Regions from separate parts of the Homo sapiens genome. Here region 1 is linked to region 2. A link is a loop called in an ENCODE intact Hi-C map of the cell type or tissue named here. Cell type or tissue: B cell. All regions are shown on one strand. Each heading gives the region's core, and the rest is flanking DNA. Links, peaks and the distances in the headings are about the cores only.

The links. Peaks named below come from ENCODE experiments on the same cell type or tissue, not always from the same donor. Only the 100,000 strongest peaks of a DNase experiment are listed, where the experiment ranks them.
Region 1: a loop joins it to region 2, with 5 times the contacts of the local background. A loop is called at or near these places in 4 of 110 quality-filtered maps.

The regions. Positions count from the first base shown.
Region 1 is chr12:46,215,497-46,221,000 of GRCh38, reverse strand. All of the region lies in intron 5 of SLC38A1 (solute carrier family 38 member 1), which reads left to right. Among named protein-coding and RNA genes, the nearest start is that of SLC38A1, 51 kb to the left of the region's middle. RefSeq lists a silencer at 1,017-1,076 and enhancers at 4,431-4,490, 4,661-4,990. In B cell, for the core only: no CTCF peak of the experiment used is centred there; DNase peaks (open chromatin) are centred at 2,810 and 4,590; H3K4me3 peaks cover 2,958 bases; H3K27ac peaks cover 4,942 bases.
Region 2 is chr12:47,353,538-47,358,760 of GRCh38, reverse strand. LINC02416 (long intergenic non-protein coding RNA 2416) reads right to left here and starts at 4,993. Exons shown (of 4, transcript NR_183615.1): 1 at 4,879-4,993. In B cell, for the core only: no CTCF peak of the experiment used is centred there; a DNase peak (open chromatin) is centred at 2,320; H3K4me3 peaks cover 1,512 bases; H3K27ac peaks cover 4,522 bases.

The DNA of each region.
Region 1 (5,504 bases), core at 335-5,334, 1.1 Mb after region 2:
ACAATTGAGCCTACATAAGGAGTAAATAGAAATAGAAGTAAAAGTATAGACCCATCAGCACGTTGCCCTAAGTCCTTGCTTGTATGTTATGGGAATTTGATCATTATTATCCCATCACAAAAAATAGTCTTCTCATTCTATCGGGAGAATTATATTCTTAACCAATTGCACCAGCATCACTTTCTGATGTCTCTAAATATTTTTCAGCAAATTCTACTAAGTTGCAGTGAGATTGCAGCATACCTTTATACAAACTTGGCCTGCTCTTAAGCTATCGTTGCTTTATTACTTTACATATATGCCAAAAAGGTTGAATGACACCTACCAAGATAATAATTTTGCTCTCAGTGGCAACGAAGATGGTCTGTGTGCTATTTATCAAGTTATTCCTTATAAATGGTAAGTCATCTCCTCTGTGCATTCCTAAGTGAGCAGTTCTTTGCCTCCTTAGGAAATACCAAACTGGATCTTGTGATCTAAAGACAGAGCAGTTAAGAGGAAGTCAATAAGGAAACCCTACTCTTCCGGATGATCCTAGGAGGTCCATCGGACTAGTCACATTCATCTTTCCTCTTGCCAATCAGTTTCTTGTTTTTAGAATTCTTTGAGTTATAGTCACAGTTCCTTAGAAATGATTTGAAGAGAAAATTGTCCTTTGGCTGGCAGCAAAAATCATTGACATCAGAGTCTGTTGTTTGGGAGTAATAACCCGGGAGAGGGAGAAATGGCACATTCAGGCTTGCCAACATTTGAAATACATGGAAAAGGGACAGTGGCAGTGCCATTGAACTCTATTGAAATCCACTGGATTAAGAAGCTTTTCAGAAATAGGGAAATGGGAAAGTGGTTAGCATTGCGTTAACAATGAGTGCCTATTTTGTAAACAGAAATAGTTGGCATGTGTAGGAGATGAGTCCCACTCATTGTTTTTAGAAGTTGAGCAGCTATTGCTAGTTTATGAGTCGTCTGTGATGCATCTGATAAGGGGGTTCTAAGAATTCAATTCTCTTAGCCCCAGAAAGGTAGGGGTGTGTGTGCGTGTGTGTGTGCGCGCACATGCGCTAGAGTGTATACCCTGAGTTCACTCAGTCCTATTTATGCTGAGTTGCCTCAGGTGCCTTGGTCCTATCCAAGGACAGCAGTGTGATCTCTGTTTTGGTACAGTGTATTTTTCTTAGCCTGCAACAGACAACTTAACTATACTGGCTATGGTTTTACAGCATTATTTACCTCCATGATTGGTAGAATGCCTTCTCTGCTCACTCATCTGGTTTACAGTAGGCCAGGTTGGAGTTATCACAGTAGAGCAGGTTAAGTGTGGTGCAGAGAGTTGGATTTTCAAGGTTAGCTTGAACTTTTATTACTCACAGAGTGGTAGTTGGTTTAATTAGAAAACTACTCCTTTGTGGGCCAGTTAGTTTTGCTTTGTTCTCTGGCCACAGACTTTACCTTATGTCAGGCACATGATTTCAAAGATCTGCATCTATATCAGGGGTCAGCAAGGGACAGCCTGCAGACCAAAGCCACCCGCAGCCTCCTTTTGTGTGGCTGGCTAGGTAAGATTGACTTTTAATTTTATAAAGGACTTTAAAAAAGAAAAGATAGTTGTAAAGTGTACATTGTTCCATGAGATCTTTATAACAACCCTGTTAATTACCCCCATTTTATAGATAAAGAAACTGAAACTGCCTTTGCAAAATTATAACCAAGGAAATTATGACAGTGAAAGAAATCAGACCTAACCAACTCTATCTTGCTTCTAACCCTTAAGCTGTCCTTGTTCATTCCTGGGCATAGGCCGAACTAACTTTGGGAAGGAATTCAGTTCATGGTTTGACTGAAACAAAATTGGTAACAGCCCTTTTCCAAAAAGACCCCCTTCTTGCCTGGGGTCCAGTCTGCCTTTGCAGGACTAACAAATTAACTACACGATTAGAAATTACAGTTTAGGGGTCATGCAGCCTCTGGCTCCAAGAGTCTGAACCTCCCCAAATTGCTCCTCGGGGTAACATCATTATTGTAAAACCTAAGATCAGTGCTTGAGATATTTTGCAGAGCTGTACTCCATGTATCAGCTGACACCACCCAGACTGGTAATCTCGCCCAACCAGTTCTGCCATTGCACCCAGGAACAGAAGACAGCAAGAAAATCTTACTTCACCCCCCTATGATTTCATATCCAACTTAACCAATCATCACTCCCCACTTCCCAAGCCCCTAGCTGCCAAATTATCTTTAAGAACTCTGATCCCCGAATGCTCTGGGAGACTGATTTGAGTAATAATAAAACTCCGGTCTCCCACACAGCTGACTCTGCATGACTTACTCTTTCTCCATTGCAATTCCCCTGTCTCAATAAAGTGGTTCTGTCTAGGCAGCAGGCAAGGTGAACCCATTGGGCGACTACAAAACTAAAATTAACGGAGGCTAAGCAACTTGCCCAAGATGACTGACATCTGTGGGGAGGAGAGCAACAAGTCCATTGGGTGCTCCTCTTAAACCGCCTATTTCTCCTTAAATGTGTCTTGTTACCACAAAAACAGAATGGGAAAATATGAATGAAGCCCCCAATCCACCTTTCTACCGGAACAAAAGTCCCAAATACCCACCGAGAACAGCATATTCCTTTACTTCAACAGTCACATGGGATTTTTCTGTCACTCAAGAGTTAACATCTTTAGAATATGATAAAGAGTAGGGATCTAGGTTTGAGGAGAAGGGAAACGACTTGTCCTTGTGGAGTGGGAAAAGAGGAACGAGGACACATCAAGAGTGTCAAGAGTTATAAATGGAGTGCCCACAAAACCCACAGCCCTCTACCCACTATAGGTTAAAAACAGGAAGTGGTAGTGGTACATGGCGCTCTTTCTCACTGGTACAACATCCTCATTTAAGCTCAGACCTCCCTTTAACTTTTTTACAAAGAACCAACTAAACTAAAATTCTATTTTTACTGGGATACTTCTTTTAGATTCCTCTTTCTTTTGAGGATTATATTAGATACTATTTGAATTGGCCATCAGCAATGCATATTTATTTTTCTAGACAAAACAAAATACCTAACTGACAGTGAGGCTAGTTTAAGAAAAGCTTTGCACCACAGAGCTTAGATTTACCTACAAGGAAAGAAATGGAAAGAACGGTACAAATAATTGCTCTCCACCTGTTTCCTGCCTGGCCTTTTAAAACCACCCGTTTAATTCCCTAATCTAATTTGTAAGCATTATACATGATCACATGCTACAAGGTCACCGTGTGCTGGTCTTCTGACCCTCAGAATTTTGAAATTTGATCAGAATTTAGTGACTAAGAAGTCCACTTTAGGACTGAATAATTATGTTTCTACTCCTTTCTGTAAGTATTTTGTGAGCTCCTTAATCAAACAGGGATTCTATTAATGAGCTTAAGACTTAAACAAATGCAACTCTCCCCTAAAAAGGGGTTAAAATAATAATACTGTCACTTGAAAAGTTCTTTATATTTTTATTGTAAAACTAAGATAACCATTAAACCATTTTGAAAATGCATAAAATAAATGAAATAAAGTATAAAGAAAACACGCAAAGTCTCTCTGTTCGGAGTGTTCAGGCTCACCTTAGACAAGCTCCATTAACATTTCAATGTATTTCATTCTAAGATTTTTGTTTGGTCTTATTTTTTACAGTGTTATTCCACTCTGGATGTTTGACTTTGATAGACAATGCAACGTGATGGGTAGGGACTTTGGAGTCATACTACCAGGGTTTGAGTGCTCTGACACTAGCTGTGTGACCTTAGACAAAATACTTAACCTCCTTGTTACCTTATTTACCTTATCTGTAAAATAAGGATAGTAATAGTACTACTCATAAGTGAAGTATTTTAAAAAGTGCTTAGAAAGGGCCTGATATATAATGAATACCCCAACATTTGGTACTATTAATGATCAGTAAAGTGTTTTATTAATTATATTGAATCCCTTAAGGTAAATTAAAGAGCTTGACAAAACCCATTTTCATATAAAAGATCATTTTGAATTTTTCAAAATATTTAACATTTTCATATGAATTTAGGGACTCAGAACACCTTGTCCCTGTCTCTTTGCTTTTGGGCCTGCCTCTTTCCATCTGAGCTCTCATTAAACAAAGGATTTTTTTTTTTTGAAACGGCATCTCACTCTGTCACCCAGGCTGCAGTGCAGTGACATGATCTCAGCTCACTGCAACCTCCGCCTCCCGGGTTCAAGCAATTCTCCTGCCTCAGCCTCCCGAGTAGCTGGGACCACAGGCATACGCCGCTATGCCCAGGTCATTTTTTGTATTTTAGTAGATAACGTAGATACGGGGTTTCACCATGTTATCCAGGCTGGTCGCGAACTCCTGAGCTCAGGCAATCTGCCCACCTCTGCCTCCCAAAGTGCTGGGATTACAGGTGTGAGCCACCGCGCCTGGCCAGGATTCTTCTTCTGTGTCTCTTTCCTCACCACTTAAGTCTTCCATTGGCATTGCTTCCCTAGGCCAGAAACCACTATTCCTGTCCTCGAGCCTCACTGAGAGCCTCTGGTCCCTCACTTAAACCTTCTACTCATGCCCTACTTCCTGTTTCCACTGGCTGGCTGTCACACTTGCCTGGAAAACCCCTGAAGCTGTGCTTTCCAACCACACAGACACGGCGACACTAAGTTCTTGGTCTGCATTCTCAGTTGGGTCCTCCCCACAGTCCAGCCCCTCCATCATTTTCAGCTAGTGTTCTAGTCTCTTCAACAATGTTTTCAAATCTTTATACAGGTATTTCCCCTAGAATAATTGGGGGTGGGGATGGAGAAGCAGGGAGAGTTGGTGGAGATGAAAGATGAATGGGAAAGTGCAAGGTGAAGATGCAGGAGGGTTGAGACCCTTGAGAAAGGTAGACTAGAAGTAAGAGGTAGAAGAGGGTGAGGGAGAGGCCAGCAATAGCAGAAAGGAGTGGAGAAAGATAGGCTAGCCCAGAACCGATGCATTTCCTATGGTTTGTCTAAGTTCCTTGTCCTGGATTTTAAATTTTTCTTGTAAATACTCTGCCTCAACAAGCAGTATGTCTGTAAGTTTTGGAGTGAGGGCTGTGGGTTATTAGGAGACAGTGATAGATCAAAGGAGGACTAGTAATAAAGACCACTTTTACCCCAGCTCAAGGAGTTTTTATATGTACTAGCCTGCTTGTTTAATTGAGGATAGTAAAAGTTTTATACTTCTAACTGGATCTAGAAGAGGAAGAATTACATAGTTTAGTAAGCCTCAGATCCCTTTTGGAAGGAGTGAAACATGGGGGAGGGGAGGTTGAAAATAGAATTTAAATATATGTCCTGCTGAAGTAAATAATGCTTGAGGTGGGCAGATCACCTGAGGTCAGGAGTTTGAGATCAGCCTGGCCAATATGGTGAAACCCGTCTCTACTAAAAAATACAAAAATTAGCTGGGTGTGGTGGCATGCACCTGTAATCCCAGCTACTCAGGAGAGGCAGGAGAATCACTTGAACCTGGGAGGCA
Region 2 (5,223 bases), core at 224-5,223:
ATTGACAACTTTTCATTCCTTCTCCCTATTTTTCACTTCCCAAGAAATTGTGATCAAGTCTTTTTTTTTTTTTGAGACGGAGTGTCACTCTGTCACCCAGGCTGGAGTGCAGTGGCGCAATCTCAGTTCACTGCAAGCTCCACCTCCTGGGTTCACGCTGTTCTCCCGCCTCAGCCTCCCAAGTAGCTGGGACTACAGGCGCCCGCCACTACACCCAGCTAATTTTTTTTTGTGTGTATTTTTAGTAGAGACGGGGTTTCACCGTGTTGGCCAAGATGGTCTTCATCTCCTGACCTCATGATCCGCCCGCCTCGGCCTCCCAAAGTGCTAGGATTACAGGCCTGAGCCACGGAGCCCAGCCTCGAGTCTTTTAGCTTTAAAAAAATTATGGCTATAATTCTAAATAATTTTCTTGTATTGCTTCCTCTCTATTATTTTCCAAGTTTTGGACATGATCCTGACTTCTTTAAGGAATGCGTGGATTCAGCACTCCCCACACCCCTTCCTAGTCACATCTGTACACACATGTACACTTCCAGTCCCCCATCTCCCCATAGAGTCAAAGTATTTTTATGGTTAGATCAGTATTCAGTGTTTTCATTATTATGAAAAAGTGACTACTTGCAACCAAGCCATGTGATAAATCATGGTTACTTTTTATTTAAGATCTTTCGATGTTCCCTAAAGTTAATATTCTTTTTTAAAAATTTGCTTAGCTATGTAAGCAGTTATCAGCAATTTGACCCCAGTCCTCTTCAGAAGTGTGGATGTTCTTCCCATATGTTCAAATATATCAATTTCATCTTTTTGGAGCTATGTTTTCTGGAGACTTGCTTCGATCTGCTCAGGTTGCTCTCTGAGGCCGCTGCACGGTTGGCACCCTGGAATCCCCGTCACCTACATCCTGCGATTCCCGTCCCTTCTTTCTTGAGTCGGAGCCACTGTTGGTGGGACATGTCATCCTCTTCCTTGACATACTCCTTCATCGTGCTACTGCTCCAGCAGTAACTATAAAAAGTAAATGTTTGAGGACTAGCATGTCTGAAAATGCCTTTAGCCTATCTTCACACTTAGGACTTTGTGTATATAAATTCTAAGGCAGAAATAGTTTTCTCTCAAATTATAAAAACATTGTTTTACATTAACTTCTAGTTTCCACTGTTGTTAAAAAATCCAAATCTATTCTTACTCTTGATCCTTTGTATATGACCTATTCTTTCATCTCTTTTGGCCTGATATTATGACATTTTATAATGAGACGACTTATTATGGGTCTGCTTTCATTCATTATGCTGGGTTTTTGGTAGCCTTTTTTTTTTTTTTTTTTGAGACGGAGTCTCCTTCTGTCTCCCAGGCTGCAGTGCAATGGTGCGATCTCAGCTCACTGCAACCTCTGTCTCCCGGGTTCAAGTGATTCTCCTGACTCAGCCTCGCAAGTAGCTGGGATTACAAGCACCCGCCACCACACCCAGCTAACTTTTTGTATTTTTAATAGAGACTGAGTTTCACCATGTTGGCCAGACAGGTCTGGAACTCCTGACCTCAGGCTATCCGCCCGCCTCGGCCTCCCAAAGTGCTAGGATTATAGGCATGAGCTGCTGCACCTGGCCGGTGGGCCTTTTTAATCTAGAAATTCCTGTCATTCCACTTTGGAAATTTCCTTGAATTTTTCCTTTGACTGTTTCTTCATGTATGTTCTTTTGTTGTTGTTCCCTCTTTCTGTAATTCCTATCATTGAGATGTTAGACCTCTTGGACTGATCATCTAATTTTCTTTTTTACTTTTCTCTGCTGTTTTCCTTCTCTTTGATTTTTTGCTCTACTTTCCTCAATTTACCTTCTAGTCTTTGTATTGAGATTTTTGTTTCAGCTTTCATATTTTTAACTTCCAAAAGCTTCCTTTCATTGTATTAATGTCCCTCCTGGACATTGGGTATCAAATTGCTGATACCCTGATCTGGGTATCAAATTGCTTTTTAAACAGTTCTCAGGCCCACCTACACCCCTCACTTTTGGTTGAACCTGTATTACAGATTTCTGAGCCTTTGGCGGGTTCTATGGTGACAAATTGCTCCTTGCTTTCCCCAGTGCTGACTAGGAATTCAGCTTTCATAGATCTCAGTCATTTATCCTTCCCTAGATGCTTTCCAGTTTCCAAACTGTACATGTTAGAGTGGGGCAGGGGTGTGAGTAAGTCATTACAAATTCCATTTACTGTCATTTAGTCAGGTTTCAGGGGAAGCAGAAGTAAAATCACATGTTAGATCAGCCATCTGTGACCAGAAGCTTCCCCATTCTCACTCGAATGAACTTCTAATCAAGCTTTCATCCCCTCTCTCAAATCTTCTTTTGCCACGGTGACATATGACCTTCCATTGCCCATTCTCTGGTTAATTCTGTCCTTATCTCACTTGACTTCTTACCAGCATTTGACGTAGTTGATCACTTGTTTCTGGAACCCCACACCATCCTCACTGTTTTCTCCATTTGATTCTCTCTCTCTCTCTCTCTCTTCTATTTTTAGAATGTGCTTTTTAAAATTGAGTCATAATTTACATATTGTGAAATGCATAAATTTTAAGTGTGCAGTTCAATCAGTTTTGATAAATGCATACACCCATATCCTGCTCCCCTAACAAGACAGCATTTCTATTCTTTTTCTCTTCTATTGGGGATCCTCCTCTTCTTTTTCCTGACTTTTAAATGCTGCAGTTTCCAAGGGCTCAGTCCTCGGGTCTCTTGGGCTTCTTCTCTTTTCTATCTATACTGTCTCTCAATATCCAGTCCATTGGCTTTAAACACCATCCAGACCTGTGCTGTCCAACACAGTAGCCACTAGCCACATGGCTATTAAGTCTGAATCAAGATGTGGTACACATGTAAAATTCATACTGAAGTTCAAAGACTTATAAAAAAAAGAATGTAAAACAACACAATAATATTTTCATATTGACTATACAATAAAATGAGATTTTGGATGTATTAAGTTGAATAAAACATTACTAAAATTAATGTTACCTATTTTTTCCACTTTTTAACATATAGCTATTAGAAAACATATGTAACTTGCCTCGTATGTCTACTGGTTAGCACTAGTTTAGATATTGATAACTTACAAATTTCTGTCTCCAGCCCCAAACTCTCCTGAACACCAGACTTCATATCCAAATGCCTACTTGATGCAGCCAGAAAAAAGACCAAAATCATGTTCTTTGCAGGAACATGGACACAGCTGGAGGCCATTACCCTAAGCAAATTAACACAGGAACAGAAAGCCAAATACCGCATGTTCTCACTTATAAGTGGGAGCTAAACATTGGATATTCATGGACATAAAGATGGCAATGGTAGACAGTGGGGACTACTAGAGGGAGGAAGGAAGAAGGGGAGCAAGGGTTGAATAACTATTGGGTACTGTGAACAATACCTGGGTGATGGGATCATTTGTACCCCAAACCTCAGCATCACATAATATACCCACGTAACAAACCCAGACATGTATCCCCGAATCTAAAATAAAAGATGAAATTATAAAAAAAAGTTATATTGAAGTGTCAAATATTGATTACAACTATTTTGAAGCACAGAATATATTTATTATTATCATGGTTAATACTGAGTGTCAACTTGATTGGATTGAAGGATGCAAAGCACTGATCCTGCAGGTGTCTGTGAGGGTGTTGCCAAAGAAGATTAACACTTGAGTCAGTGGGTTGGGAAAGGCAGACCCACCCTTAATCTGGGTGGGCACCATCTAATCAGCTGCCAGCATGGCTATAATATAAAGCAGGCAGAAAAAAAAAAAAACAACAAAAAAACATGAAAAGACTAGACTGGCCTAGCCTCCCAGCCTACATCTTTCTCTCATGCTGGACCCTTCCTGCCCTCAAACATCAGACTCCATGTTCTTCAGCTTTGGGACTCAGACTGGCTTTCCTTGCTCCTCAGCCTGCAGATGGCCTATTGTGGGACCTTGTGATTGTGTGAGTTAATACTTACTAAACTATATCTATATCTATATCTATATATCTATATCTATATATATATATATGACTCAAATGTTAATCTCCTTTGGCAACACCCTCACAGACTCACGCAGGATCAGTGCTTTGCATCCTTCAATCCAATCAAGTTGATACTCAGTAATAACCATGATAATAATCGATATATTTTATGCTTCAAAATTGTAATCAATATTTCACGCTTCAATATAACTTTTTTTATAATTTCATCTTTTATTTTAGATTCAGGGATACATGTGTGGGTTTGTTACATGAGTATATTATGTGATGCTGAGGTTTGGGGTACAATTGATATATATATATATATATCATATATATGTATATATCATATATTATCCCATTAGTTCTGTCCCTCTAGAGAACCCTGACTAATACAATTATAAAAACCAACAAATGCCTACTTGACATACCCACTTGATTATATAATAGATATCTCAAACTTAACAGCTCTCAAATGGAATTTCATATTTCCCCCTGCCCCAGACTGACCCACCTCAGTTTTTCCTATTTCAGTAAAAGTCACCACGGTTTTACTCAATTGCTTGGGCCCAAAACTTTGGAATCTTATTGACCACTCCCTTTCTCTCCCTCTCCATGCCCAATCCATCAAAGAATACATGTAGAATTAGCAACTTTTCACCTTTGTCCCTACCAGGCCCAAGTTGTGGATTGCTTTCACCAGGACAATGACCATAGCTTCCTGTATGTATCCTGGCTTCTCCACTTACTTTGTCCTGTCTATTTCTCTGCACAGCAGCCAAATGGATCCTTTTACAAACATTATACCGGTTAAGTCATTCCTGTACTCAAAAAACCCCACAGCAACTTTTAATCACCATAAAATCCACAATCCTTACCAATGTACAAGGCGCTTCTTGATGTGTCCTCCGGCCACCTCTCCAGATAATTTTCTGTCTTTTTTACCTTGTTCAGTGCATGTCGCCTATTCTGATCTGTTCATCGTTGCAGTTTCCTTTTTCTTTTCTTTTCTTGAGACGGAGTCTCACTCTGTCGCACAGGCTGGAGTGCAGTGGCACACTCATGACTCACTGCAGCCTTGACCTCCTGGGGTCAAGTGATCCTTCCACCTCAACCTCCCAAGTAGCTGGAACTACATTCACAGACTACCATGCCCACCTAATTTTTGTATTTTTTATAGAGGCAGGGTTTCACTGTGTTTTGCAGGCTGGTCTCAAACTCCT